3 separate regions of the Homo sapiens genome follow, and regions 2 and 3 are each linked to region 1. The links are chromatin contacts, found by Hi-C in ENCODE. All regions are on one chromosome and are shown on one strand. Each heading gives the region's core, a stretch centred on a gene start or an enhancer-like site at or near the end of the contact. The rest is flanking DNA. Distances are from core to core; before and after follow the strand shown.

Evidence for each region. Hi-C counts contacts between places; a loop is a spot of excess contacts on that map. Pooled maps may share reads with other maps.
Region 2: a loop to region 1 is called in a map of CD4-positive, alpha-beta T cell, with 14 times the contacts of the local background. The contact joins the promoter of STX18-AS1 here to the promoter of ABLIM2 in region 1. A Hi-C loop is called at or near these places in 1 of 168 maps with a recorded cell type or tissue (CD4-positive, alpha-beta T cell) and 6 of 50 pooled maps.
Region 3: a loop to region 1 is called in a pooled map, with 3 times the contacts of the local background. The contact joins the enhancer-like site here to the promoter of ABLIM2 in region 1. A Hi-C loop is called at or near these places in 1 of 168 maps with a recorded cell type or tissue (CD4-positive, alpha-beta T cell) and 3 of 50 pooled maps.

Annotation. Positions count from the first base shown.
Region 1 is chr4:8,156,378-8,160,568 of GRCh38, forward strand. It overlaps ABLIM2 (actin binding LIM protein family member 2), which reads right to left and starts at 2,436. Exons shown (of 21, transcript NM_001130083.2): 1 at 2,303-2,436. The coding sequence starts at 2,312. RefSeq lists silencers at 2,153-2,642, 2,983-3,042.
Region 2 is chr4:4,539,789-4,543,914 of GRCh38, forward strand. STX18-AS1 (STX18 antisense RNA 1 (head to head)) reads left to right here and starts at 2,343. Exons shown (of 6, transcript NR_037888.1): 1 at 2,343-2,687. It overlaps STX18 (syntaxin 18), which reads right to left and starts at 2,260. Exons shown (of 11, transcript NM_016930.4): 1 at 2,009-2,260. The coding sequence starts at 2,176. It overlaps LOC124900165, which reads left to right and starts at 2,343. Exons shown (of 6, transcript XM_047416490.1): 1 at 2,343-2,687. RefSeq lists enhancers at 2,130-2,409, 2,134-2,428.
Region 3 is chr4:4,522,167-4,526,872 of GRCh38, forward strand. The region is part of intron 1 of STX18 (syntaxin 18); the gene reads right to left. It overlaps LOC107986254 (a long non-coding RNA gene), which reads right to left. Exons shown (of 2, transcript XR_001741564.2): 2 at 4,302-4,706. Among named protein-coding and RNA genes, the nearest start is that of STX18, 18 kb to the right of the region's middle. RefSeq lists an enhancer at 1-157. Within about 2 kb of position 2,370, at least 4 of the 41 ENCODE cell types and tissues checked have a DNase peak (open chromatin) inside an H3K27ac peak, as active enhancers do.

The sequences.
Region 1 (4,191 bases), core at 1,186-3,685:
CATTGGATTCGGATCCAGGCCTGTCTGGTATGGGATGCCATCTCCTTCCACCTTGCCATGTGCTATATAAACAATCGCTCTGGCCACCTGAAATCAACAGGCAACAAAAGTAAGGCAACTGCATGGCCTCGATCCACACCTGGGTCATCCTGGAGGTGCCCTGTGTCAGGAACTGAAGACATGGACACAGCCCAAAGGAACAGGGAGCCTGCAGCACACGAGGGTTAGACAGGCTGCCCTGGGCTCTAAGCCTTCGGCCCATTTGGGCAGCTGGAGACTGGACCAGATGATGCTCAGCCACTCCTACCAGTGCTGAGCTCTGGAATAATGCCAGCGGGTGTGGGGAGGGCCACAGGGGACCTGCCCTTGTTGCCCTTGTTGATGATGGAAGCTCCTGTCCTGCCAGACATACACAGTGGCCGGACGTTAGAGCCCACATGCCAGGAACAAGGGACCATGCTGTCTGCTCTCCCCCACTGTGTGGGTGGAATGCCTGCTGTGCGCATCATCGGCTGGGGACAGGGCTGGGCAGGGGCGACAGGTGGCCCGGAGAGCACACATTGCCAGTTCCAAAGGGCTGGATTGATTCAGAGGGTCTGAGCTGAGCTGGCCACCCAGCAATGACCATCCCAAACTACCGAGGGCCTCCCAGGTGTGGGGCTCTTCATGTTGTACCTTGTCCCCTCCAGGCAACCAATGCTACTGCTCTTACAGGTCAGGAAGCCAAGCTCTGGAAGGTGCCACCTATGCCTAAGACCACCAGGCAGTCACCATGGTTCAAACCCCAGTCTCTGCCCCCAACTGCCCCAGTGCCCCCACACCCCTTCTCGTCAGATGCAGAGGAGAGATGCCAGCACTGCTTCTGAGGCTCTCCCTGATGACAGGGGGGACCACAGGTATCAATTATGGCCACAAGAAGCATAAAATTACTCTGTGTGCACCCAGCCATTATCCCCACCTGCCATTAGATAAATGTGTCTGGAGGTTCTGCCAAGTCTCAGGGTGCCCTGCTCCCCAGCCACTCCCAGATAACTAGGTTGGCCATTTCAGAAATCCTCTTCCAAAGGGTTCTGCCTCTGACCTCCCCAACCGCCTGCCATTGCTCTCAGCTACTCCCAAAGGCTCCCGGCAACGCCGTCCCTCCTTCCTTGGATTGGAGGGGGAGGGAGACAATCTCCCCAGGGAGGGGAGTCCCTGGCCCTTAGCCCCCGCCCCCTTCTAGGCCTACAGCCCACAGGAAGCTCTTACTAAATTCACATTCTCTCCCCAGTCCGATCTCCCTCAGGGGAAGCGGCTGTCCCCATTGGTTTCTGCACCATGGCCAAGGGCCATACTGCAGTCCCTGGCGCGACAGGCTTAGAGGAAAGAGCACAAGAGTCAGTGAGCCCGGGGTTCGAATCCCCGCCCCCCCTTCCTGAGCCAAGCAAGTGACTCAAGCCTGGTGCGCCTCGGGTCACACCCTGAAAAATGGGGTGACAGCCCTTCCCTGCCGGGAATGCAACGACAAGCCCTCAGCCCGGTGCGGGCCCCAGGAGGCTCTCAGATCCGGGCATCCTCAGGCCGCCTCCAGGGCTCACCGCCAAGGGCTCCAGTTCTAGGTCTCAGTTTCCCCAACAGCACAAGGCGCGGCTGGGCTCCAGCGCTGTGGGATTTTTCCAGCCCCGCACAGAGGCTGTCAGATCCCGGAGGGTGGGTGCGGCGGGAAAGGCAGGGGTGCGACGCGCAGGGGCGAGGGGCTGGAGACGCGCAGAGATCGGGTCGGGGCCGGGTCTGACACATGCGGGCTCCGGGTCCCCAGATCTGCTGCGGAGAGTCCTGGGCGCCGAGGGTCGGCCTGACGCCCCCAACCCAGGCGCTGCCAGAGCGGCGCAAGGGCGGCGCCCCCAGCTGCAAAGCCCCGCCTATCATCTCACCTCTGCGTGCCTAGGTCTGCTGGGGCCCCGGCCCTTCGCCCGGACCCCAGGCCCCCGCGCGGACCCTGACCGCTTTCTGCAGCCTGGAACAACCCGGACCCCCGTGAGAAGCAAAGAAGGGGCGCCTTCCAGACATCCTGGCGCAGCCACGCCGGCCGGCGCGCTGGGAAAGGATCCCCGGCCCGCGCCACTGAGCTACGCGCTCCGGGCGCAGGGCAGAGGGCTGCGCTCTGGCCCCTCGGGGCTGCAAAATCCTGGAGCAAAAGTTGGGTGGAGCCGCTGGGTGATTTTCCCCGGCGTTGCAGGTGCAGCCTCCGAATGCCACCCAGCCCTTGCGGCGCCGCGAGCCAGCGCGGGGACCCGTTGGTCCCTCGGTCCCCAGCACCCACCTGCACTCATCTCAGCAGCCGCTCGGAGTCGGGGCGGCCCGGCGCTGCGACAGCCAGACCCTCGGGCCCGCAGGTGCCGCGCCCGCGCTATCCTCCGCCCGCCCGCCGGCTCCGCGCCCGCTCCTTGCGCACACGCCAGGCAGCGCCGCCGCAGCCCCACGGCGCGCAGGCCACGCCCGTGCCACGCCCACTCTCACGCCCCTCCTGGCGGCCCCGCCCCGCGCCCCCGCTGCCGCCCGGGAGCACCCTGGGAAGTGTAGGCACCTCGACGCCACCGCTCCGCCTGGCTCCCCAGCTGCGGGGCGATCGGACTACAAGTCCCAGCACGCTTCGCGGCCAGCGCAGGCGCAGACGGGCGACGGCGGCTGAGGCCTTTCGCAATCGTTCTTAGATCTCTGCAGAGCTGTCGCCACGGCCTGAGGGGCGACGTGGGGACTGCCGCTCACGGAATCCGGGAGTCGCTAGGAGAGCGGCGCAGGGAAAAGCGAGCTTGGTGCAGCTCTTCTTGAGTAGTCGAGCTACAAGGCGCCTGAAGACCTTCTGGGCCAACTCTTCTTTACCAGTTTACAGAGAGGGAAACTGAGGCGGGGGCGGTGCTCGGGCAGGATTAGCCCGCATCCGTCGGCGAGGCTTGCACTGGTGGGGATTCGTGCGCAGGTTTCCTGCCTCCGGGCTTGGGCTGTCCGCGCCTCGCCACCCACCCCAGGCTCCCGTCGCTCCTCGCCGGCTGGCGCCCAGCTGGGGGGTGCACCGGGAGAGGTGGCGCGGCTCACTTCGGCGCAGTCCCCGGCCCCAGCCTCCACGGTGACCGGCTACCCTGTGACATCAGGCGCCCAGCACAGGGCCTGGACGCGGGTGCAGGAGAGGGAGTCAGGGAACGGGGAGGAGCAGGGGTCCCCACTGTGTGCCTGGTGCGACAAAAGGCGAGCTGCAGAGAGGTCGGGAGGAGCCGGCAAACACAAGGATGCCCACCAGGCGCGGAGGGCCTGGGCTGGAGGAGCATTTAGGATGCAGAATCGCGGGAACCTGGCATGGAGAGAGAGGCCAAGGACTTTTGGCTTGGGCCAGGGCTGTTTGGAGATGCTTTCAACAAGTGGAAGAAGATTGGGCACAGAAAATGTAGACTGAATGGAACACTGAGGCAGGAGCAGGTACTCCTCCCCCTCCCTCAGCAGCAGCCATCTCCCCCAAGAGGGGCCAGGATGGGAGGCCAGGAGTACAGTGGCTCAGTGGGGGAGCTGAAGTCCTGGGGAACCAGCCAAGCCCCACACACCCTAGAAATCCAGGAGGCCCAGCTAGGTGATTCTGCCCGCAGCCGCAGGGTTCCCATGCCAGTCCACTGGGATCTTGTGCCATGTAATTGAGGGGGCGCCAGATCTAAGGATCAGTGAACTAATGTGTGCCATGACCCAGTGTGAGTTGAGATCAATAAATGTCTTTGCTTTGCTATTATTATTCTCTGTGGCTAACATAGGGCCTGGCACAGAGCAGGCAGTCTGCAAATATCTGTTGAATAAACGGAGAGAAGGATAGAGGGGAGGGGAGAGTGCTGGCACCTGGCACTCCTGGATCATAGCCTGAGAGGTAGGCCAGGCACCCACCTGCCGTAGGTACACCCTGCTGCCACTTGCCCTCTAAGGAGCTCTCGGTCAGGCTCCCCCGCAGCCTCTGTTTCCTCCCTCTGTTTCCAAAGGCTCCTGAGAACCTCCCAGGGGTGCCATGATTTCCCCCACACAGCCTGGTGAGGACGGCAGGGAGCCCTCACACCTCTCTGCCAAGACCCTGTGAGCCAGAGGGTGGATGTGGGTGCCCCATTCCAGACTGGTTCCAGAGCCCAGGACAAGGGGCTGGGGAGCCTTAACAGTTCTCAACCTGGAAGGGCCTCGGGG
Region 2 (4,126 bases), core at 1,093-3,592, 3.6 Mb before region 1:
TTAACTCAAAACTCAAACACATTTTCACCACTCAGGGAGAGGTGGAAGTGATCACAGGGCTCTCCAAAGGGCTTGCCAACCCAACTGTGCCTCCTGTCTCTACCATTCCCAAATCCCCCCTTTCCCTGAGCAGGACTCAAAATTAGCACAGTGTTAATAAATCAGTGGTTTCAGAGTTAGAAGGGACCCTTAAAAAGCCAATACTGTGATATTCATACCACAGTTCTACAAAAGGAATCTCAAGAAGTGCTTGGGCCAAACTGGGAGGGAGAGTGTCCTGTTTCTCTTCCTCTTATTTCAACCTAGGAAGCTCCCACTTTAATTTGTTACATATAGAGGACCAAGGTAGTTTTTTAAAAGGAGGAGGAGAAAAAAAGGACCATTTACAGGTAAATAAACTGAGGTCTTAAAACTTGCTTAATGAAATCATATAGCTAATAGTTGCAGGGTTCAGACAACAACCTCGTCTCTTGGCTCCTTCTCTGGTGCTTTCTCTACCAGATAACATCTGACCATCTACAGGGCAAAATTCAAACTCTGCAATGATACACAAAGCCCTTTAAGATCTCCGCGTCCAATTTTTATGAGAGTCCCACATTCCAGTCTCACTCAAATGTTTATTGAACCAACTTATGTCAGACTGTTACCTACCTCCACAGCTTAGCGCATACTATTCTCTTAGCCTGAGATGTCCTTCTGCACTGGAACCAACTAATCCTCTTTCAAGATTTGTTTTAGGCATCATCGCCTCTATAAAGCCTTTTCTGGTCCTCAGGTAGAACTGACCACATTCTTTTTGTGCCCTACACAACACCTGCAAGGCTTTATGGCACTTGTTTTATGTCTATGTCCGTCTACTCCACCACTGCTTTTACATCATATTACTCTAACACGAGGCTGGTCAGAAGGTAGGTGCTTCATAGACGGTCATCAATAGGGCGAGTGTATTCATCTGGTCCAATCCCCTTTCTAATGTTTAAGTATCCTCTGCTAACTGTCATTAATGCATGCATGACTACATTCATTCAAAAATATCTGAGTGTCTATACAGTGCCAAGTGTATGCCAAGCAGAGAAGGATTTACTGTGAAATTAATGAGGCTTAAGCTTTAGGGTCCCTCTCTTCAATCTTCCAAAGCTCTGAATCTTTCTTGGTGATTTTTATTTCTTGAAGAGGGCAGACAGAACTATATAAGCTGTAGGCCCCACAAAACCTAGATACCTCCTTGGTGTCACGAACACAAAAGGGAACAAGACAAACAGCTCTCCCCTTATGGAGTTTTCTGTTTAATGGGAAAGACAGCCATTTGTTCATTCACTCATTCAACAAACATTTACTAAGCAATGCTATGAGTCATGCATTCTGAGATGAAAACAACACTGTCCCTGCCCTTAAGGAAAAGGTTCCTGTTCCCAGGGAGATGAAGGGACACCTGCTCTGATCAGGGAACAGAAAGTAGTTGAGGTGACTGTAACACTGTGTTTGCGAAAGATTACCCTAAACCCGTCTCAAGAGGAACTGAGTCCTACTTATTGCAGAGACAAAGGGAAGAAAGAGTTCGGCTGAATACAGTTTTTAATCTCAACTAGGGGTGGGAGGCAGACAAGTAAATAGAACAGGCAAATATGGTGTGGTCAGTGCTGCAACAGGAAGCGAAGGACTGTCAGGAGGTTTCCCCTGAGTGCAAGTCTGTAGTGACGGCGAACTCATGACCTCACAAAGCCGCCCATGCACTTTCCAGATAGAGATTTCTGAGGATCTCCTTTCTTGTCCCCCAATCCCTGTCGCCGCAGGAGAAATCTGTTCCCCAATATGCGTCCCCCTTCCTCAAAATAAGGCTGTTCCTTCCCCCAAAAAGCTGTAGGGTCTCTGAGGCCAACTCTTCTGTCCCCCTTAGAGCCACCCCCTTCACACAATGCTTACGGGACGGGGTCTGGTTTGGGGCCCGGGGTCCCTGTCGCAGGACTGCCCCCTCCTCAACCCGCCGTTTCCATAGCAACCAGCTCACCACTTCGCGGGCCCGGCTGGAGAAGTCGCCCTTGGGCCGGGGGCTCCGGCGGAACAGCTCGTCCCGGCTGCCATCGACCCCGCCGCCCACCGCCACTCCCAGCGCCTTGTTCCGCGTCTTCACGGTCTTGACGCTGGCCCGGAATAGCAGCGTGATGTCCACCGCCATAGCGACCCGCACCCTCAGCCCCACACTAGGCCCGCCCACGTAAGCAGCCGGCGACCGCGGCGCGAACCCGGCCGCTGAAGGACTGGTCCTGCCCCACACGCCTCCCCCCGGCAACGGCGACGCGAGAAGAAAGGTTCCGGCCTGCGCCCTGCTACCGCGGCGGGAGGAAAAAGGTTCCGGCCTCAGCCGGCGCACCTGGCGGAGGAGGAACCTCGCGACGCGCTCTCGGGCATCGGTTTCTCCCAGCAAAGCTTGGAGGGTTTAGCTGCGCGGAGAGCTCAGCGAGCTCTTCTGTGTCTGTTTGGGGCGTGTGGGCTCCGGGAGCGTGAGGACCGGGAAGCTAGGAGGCTCCTTCCCTTCTGGCGGCTCCCTCACTGAGACCGGGCGGTTTGGTTGCGGGGGAAGTGGAGACGAGCCACCCTTGACCTTTGACTGCAAGAACTCACCTTGAGCAGGATAGAGGCACGTGGACGGTGACCCTCGGGATGCAATAAATGCTGAGACAGATCAGGTGTGCAAGGCACAGAGCTAGAGGCCAGAGGCCTTTCTTCTCCAACCTTCAGTCACCTCTTTTTAAAGTGAAGCCAGCATCCTCCTCGGGGTTTACTGTGAAAATTAAGTGAGCTGACGCGTGCTGTGTTTTGATGTTGCTTGGCTCCTAGTAAGTGGCCAATAAATGGTAGTAATCGTTAATAATGTTATTATTATAATCACTGTTATTTGTGGTAAAGGAAGAGGCTTTAGAGAAAAGGCGTCACCTGTGCAGAGATTTGAAGGATGAATAGGAAGTTTAGATGGAGACAAAGGTGAAAGAGTGGCCCTAATGCCGCTGGATTCTCTTCATCCTTCATGCATAGTTTTTAATTGTACCGTCTTGAGCCATAGCTATTAAAATTGACAACTCAATCAATGAGTTTCTTCTGCATTTTAGGTTCATGTTCTGTTTTGTGTTGTTTTTTGAGACGGGGGTCTACTATGTTGCCCAGGCTGGATTGCAGTGGCTAGTCAGAGGCGCCATCCTAGCTCACTACAGCTGGAACGCCAGGGCTCAAACGATCCTCCCGGACTCAGCCTCCTGAGTAGCTGGGACTATAGGCACGTGCAACCGTGCCTGGCCTATGGTTCAGTTTTAATTCAAAATCTCATTGATTTCTTCAAGATTTCTTTTTTCATAAAGAGGAAGCACAAGTAGAATATGTATTAAAACAGCAGTTTTAATGGTCATCAAGATAAAATTTTCACAATACTAAGATGTTATTTGCCTTTTCGCTCTGATTTTCTTATGAGTTGCATACAGTTGAGTTTGCTGGAGACTGTGATATTGCAACGGAGTAAATGCAGAACAGCTGTTTTCTATTAAGCCAGACTCCAAAAAAAGACTTTCAAAAACATCAAGTTTTTGTTTTGATTTCTCATATAGTAAATGTCGATAATGTCAATATAAACCAAAATTGTTTAGAGCCCTTAATAATTTTTAAGTGTGCAAAAGAGTTGAGACCAAAAGTTTGAGAACCACTGTGTTAAAAAAATAAAGTTTATCAGAAATAGATGTCAAGAAAGTATATATTTACCAGAAAGGAGGAAGGAAAAGATTTTTTTTTTCTTTGAGGCGGAGTCTTGCTCTGTCGCCCAGGCTGGAGCAAGCTCCGCCTCCCGGGTTCACGCCATTCTCCTGCCTCAGTCTCCCGAGTAGCTGGGACTACAGGCGCCCACCGCCACGCCTGGCTAATTCTTTTGTATTTTTAGTAGAGATGGGGTTTCACCGTGTTAGCCAGGATGGTCTCGATCTCCTGACCTCGTGATCCGCCTGCCTCAGCCTCCCAAAATGCTGGGATTACAGGCGTGAGCCACCGCGCCCGGCCAGGAAAAGATTATTTAAACCCAAACTGTAGCCACTTCTTGCAGTTTAAGGAAAATAAATTTCCATACAGCTTTCTTCCACCTACTGAG
Region 3 (4,706 bases), core at 1,120-3,619, 3.6 Mb before region 1:
TTCACATGTCAGTTGTTAGCATCAGTGTTTGTGTTCATAATAAATATAAAAGTAATCCACCCCATCATTTAAAAATGAACACACACGACGTCTGGTTCAATGAGTGTTAAGAGACTTAGCAATATACTCACACCCTGAATACTGATCTATTTTAATCTAGACACTTAAAAAAACGTAATGGAGTAATAGACTATACAGCCCTCTCCTTTAAATCAGATTTAAGCTTCGTGCCTGCTTATGTTATTGTGGGCACACAGATCTAATCAGTGGTTCAAGACATTTACTTGGGAAAATGAAAGAAGAAGACAGTAAGTTCATATCCCTGACCATAATGGGGAGGAGTTGAGAATATTGCCAATTCCTTTAGATGCATGAGAAAACTAGCCTGATTAAAAGTAACACACTAGAAACTGACCGAAATGTGGAGGAGCAACTCACAGAGCACTCCAGAACTTTAGGAATAATTCTGAGAAAGTAAATTTTAAAAATAAATAAAAGCTGTATGCTATAAAGTATTAGGAACAATAAAAAATATGTGAAGTGTGGAAGAAACAAAGAAAAGTATAACAAAGTCAGAGGTAAAATTAATCATCAGTAGAAAAAAATAATCCAGCAAATAATCTGGAAAACCTTCAAGAAGTCAAGATACTTGCATTGTTGCATTGGAACTAGCAGAGTTTCCAGAAAATCAAATTATTTAAGTACAAATAAACTAATTTTGGATTTCAGATTAACTGGCCAGCAGCTATGTGAGTGCAGAGAGACAGAAATGTACAAACACATGTGTTTACTGGCGTATGTGTTTATCAAACATTCTATAGCACTTCTTATGTGCTAAGCACTTTCAAGGTGCTTTACTCAAATTAATTCTCCAAAATTAGGTACTACTTTATTCCCATTACATAGATGAGGAAATGAGGTTAAATATTTTATCCACAGATCAGTTGCAGGAGGTGGTAGAGCCCAGAGTCCATGCTCTTAACCATCATGGCACAAATCATTCCAGGTGACATTACCTCTAATCCAAGTAAAAACAAGCTTATTACTTGGAGGGATCCACAGGCCTACGTTCTCCATAGCTGCCTCCTCAGACTTCTTATTCTCTGCTGGCTTCTCAAATGTAGTCTTTTCCCAGGGACTACTCTGAGGCCCTCTTTTCTTCTGACTTGAAATTCCCCTTGGGTGATCCCACTCTTTCCTCAAGGCTTCAATCTCCATTTACATTCTGATGTCTTTTCCAGTCTAAATTCCTGGCTTAGAAATCTTTCCTCCAGTACATTTCTATATTTACAACTGCCTGGGAAACGTGTCCCTTGGGTGTTCAGCAGGCACCTCAAGTAACTACAAACCTGAACTCATCTTAACTACCTACCTATCACAATGAAAACCTCAAAGTCATCTATAACCACTGATTCACATCTCCTACATTGAACAAGTCCCAGCTCTTCTCAAATATATCGAGTCTACTCCCTAGCTCTATAGTAACGAGCTGAGTTCAGGTCCTTGCTGTATCTTGACTAGACTTGATTACTGCAACAGCTCAACTGGTCCTCCTCCTTGCTGCCAGTCCTTCTCACCTCTGCCGAATCCACCAACTGCCAGCAGAATGATCTTTCTCAAATACATACCTAACCACATTAGTCCCCTACTGAAAACTTTTTCTAGTGCACCATGGCCTTCGAGATAATGCCATTCCTCTCCCATTCTAGGGGAATCTCTTTTTACCCTTCAAGGCTTAACTCAAAACTCACCTCTCCTGTTATGCCCTCTCCCTTTAACCCCTCCCACTGAGTTCTTCACTTCCACCTGTGTCCACAGACACTTTGATAGCAGCACTTATTAGAACATGCTTTAGTTATGTGCCTCTAAGTCTATTTTTTTCCCTAGATTATGTGTTTCTCAAAGTCAGACATTGTCTCACTCACGTTTGTACACCTAATACCTAACCTAGTTGTATGCCTGGCATATAGTTGGTGCTTAACAGTAAGTGACTATGAGTAAGTGAATAAATAATTCATTCTCAGAGATACCTTCAGTTCAAAGTGGTATTTATAATGCCTAAAGCAGAGTGAATGGGCACAATTTTGAATGCAATGTACATCTCTTGTTGGCCACCCCCATGCATTGCTCCCCTCCTTCTGGGAACAGCTCCCCAAATTTCCTTTGGAAACAATTCGTCCCTGATTCTCAGCCAAATGTATTGGGTGGAAGTAACATACTGCATCAGATGCAGAGCTGGGTCCTAAATGGACCAAGCTAGGCAGTATATCCTTTTAGTGGCAACAGGAGTGGATTGAGGATAAGAATATCACTCAATTTGAGCCAGTAAGAGAAAGTGAAACCCAGTCAAGCAAAGAGCCTCTCTCTTCCTCCAGAGGGGGCATTATGAGAAAGTGAGGCCTGCAAGTGCTGCAGCTCAGTGGCTGCCACAAAGCAAGGGCGTTAGAGGCGCCTTAAAGGCGCCAACACTGTGTGTGCAAGGCAGAACAGAGGGAGTAAGAAAAACCAGGCCTGTGGTGACACTGTTTGGTTCACCGAGTCCAGCCATGCCAGAGGTTAAGTCATACCACTAGACTTTTCAGTGATATAAATCAATAAATTCCTTTGATCACTTAAGCTAATTTGTGTTGGATTCTCTGTAACTTATAACCTTAGTAAGACTTCTGATAAAGCAAGTTAGTGTTTATGGGAAGAAAATCAAGCCACACATTTGAAGAAATGTACAGAAAAAGGAGACAAACAGGGAGAGGGTGAGAGTGGACCGCAAATTAAATTTGATAGGATACGAAGAAAAGAAAAGAAAAGAAAAGAAGCTAACAAGGTACAACACAAAATAGAAGAATGAGATTCCAGATGTGGAAGGAAAGCTTTCCATTCCAGACAGCATCAGTCAGGCCCACATAGGGGTATCCTGTGGTACATTTATGAAAAGAATAAAGTTTTATAAAGAGCTAGAAAAAGAAATTTTAAAAGTAACCAATGTTTCTTTTTGAAAAGGCCTTTATGAGAAAAAAGAAAAGACTTTGGGATAATTTAATCTGGAGAAAGCAAATCCTAGAGGCAATTTAACTTGTTGAAGGGTTATTTATAAGGAGGTGACTAAACAGCTGTTCTCCAATTTCACAGGGAAAAGAATGAGAGGAAATTGATTTAAATTTCAGTATGAAGCTCAAGGCAGGCAAAGGAGAAGTGCTTGAGGGAGAACTGTTAATGATGAAAAAAACTAAATGGAAAACTGGATTTTTATGGCTTTTAAAAGATGGAAAATTACCTGTGTTGATTCATTTAGTTTGGGGGTAAAACTACTAAACAAATATTTGAGGTGTGCCTTCTGTTCATTTATTCAAATGCCATGTATGAATCCCTACTATGGGCCAGATGCTCTGCAAGGCACTAGGAATACAAAGACCAAGAAGATATGGTGTCTGTTCTGTCTAAAGGCTGTATTACTGGGTACAAGAGCCACTGTGCTAAATACAAAGAAGCATGAAAATAGAGTCCTGCTCTCTCCTTTTCCATCCCCTGTGCCCAATATAAGCCCACAAATAAACAATATCATTTGAGAGATAACACAATCGCAGCTGAAAGGTTAAGTGACAATGTTATTACTAGATAAAAACACAAAATAATAAGGCAAGGGATGTCACAAGCCATACATATTTCCATAGTAAGAATACAGGCAGCAAATGCTTTCAATTCAAGAGGAGACTAGTATAGGCTAGAATGTGCCTTTCAAGATCAATGGAATTTGAGAAAGTGAAGGAGAGCAAGCAGTCCAGGCAAGAGAAATAGCAGGAGCCAAGGAAGGAGGCAAGAAGCTGAGGGGACTGCTAACAGAGCAGCATGGTGAAAACTGGTGGGATGATGGGGGAAGTGTGGGGTTTAACACTGGAGGTGGGTAGGCTAGCTTTATAAAGACCAAATATCTGAGAATCTTTGCGTGGAGAATGAGCGGTACTGAGCGCTTCTGAGCCAAAGTAATGATGAAAGCAACATCTTCCGTGCAGTGGCTTAGCTTGGAGAGGGACTGAGGGCTCACCGTTACTGTGTCAGCTCAGGCACAAGATGGTAGGAGTCTGAACTCCTATGGTAGCAGCAGAATGGATGAGACGGAGAGAAAGTGCAGGTGCTTATTCACTTAATTGATTTCCAAATACTATGTACTGAACTGTGCTCTGTGCTGTGAGGGGAGTGGAACACAGTGTCTATCTTCTTGGGCTTGGTAATTAACTGGATAGAGGACAGGAAAAGGGAGAATGACAGATGTAACTGCAAAAATGGCAGTCAGGGTGGAGGAGCTCTCTGGTGAGTTCGAATTCCTAAATTTTTATTTACACAAGCTGGAACAACAACAAAACGTCAAAATGTAAACAGGAAAACCAATCCTCCCAATATACGACTTCATGTGCACCATGGAAGATGCTGATTTTATCGCAGTTGAGTCAACGGGAAAGTATAGAAGCAAATATGCTTGTACTGGTTGAACTGTACCAAGTAATGAATATTTGAAAAGACTTCTGAAGCCAGGCATGGTGGTGTACATGCATAATCCCAGCTACTCAGAAGGCTGAGGCAGGAGGACGCTTGAGCCCAAGAGTTTGAGGTCAGCCTGGGCAACATAGTGAGACTCTATCTCCAAAAAAAAAATTGAAAAAATAAAAAAAGGCTTCAAAGATAACAAGTAAGGTATTTTTTTAGGACTGAAA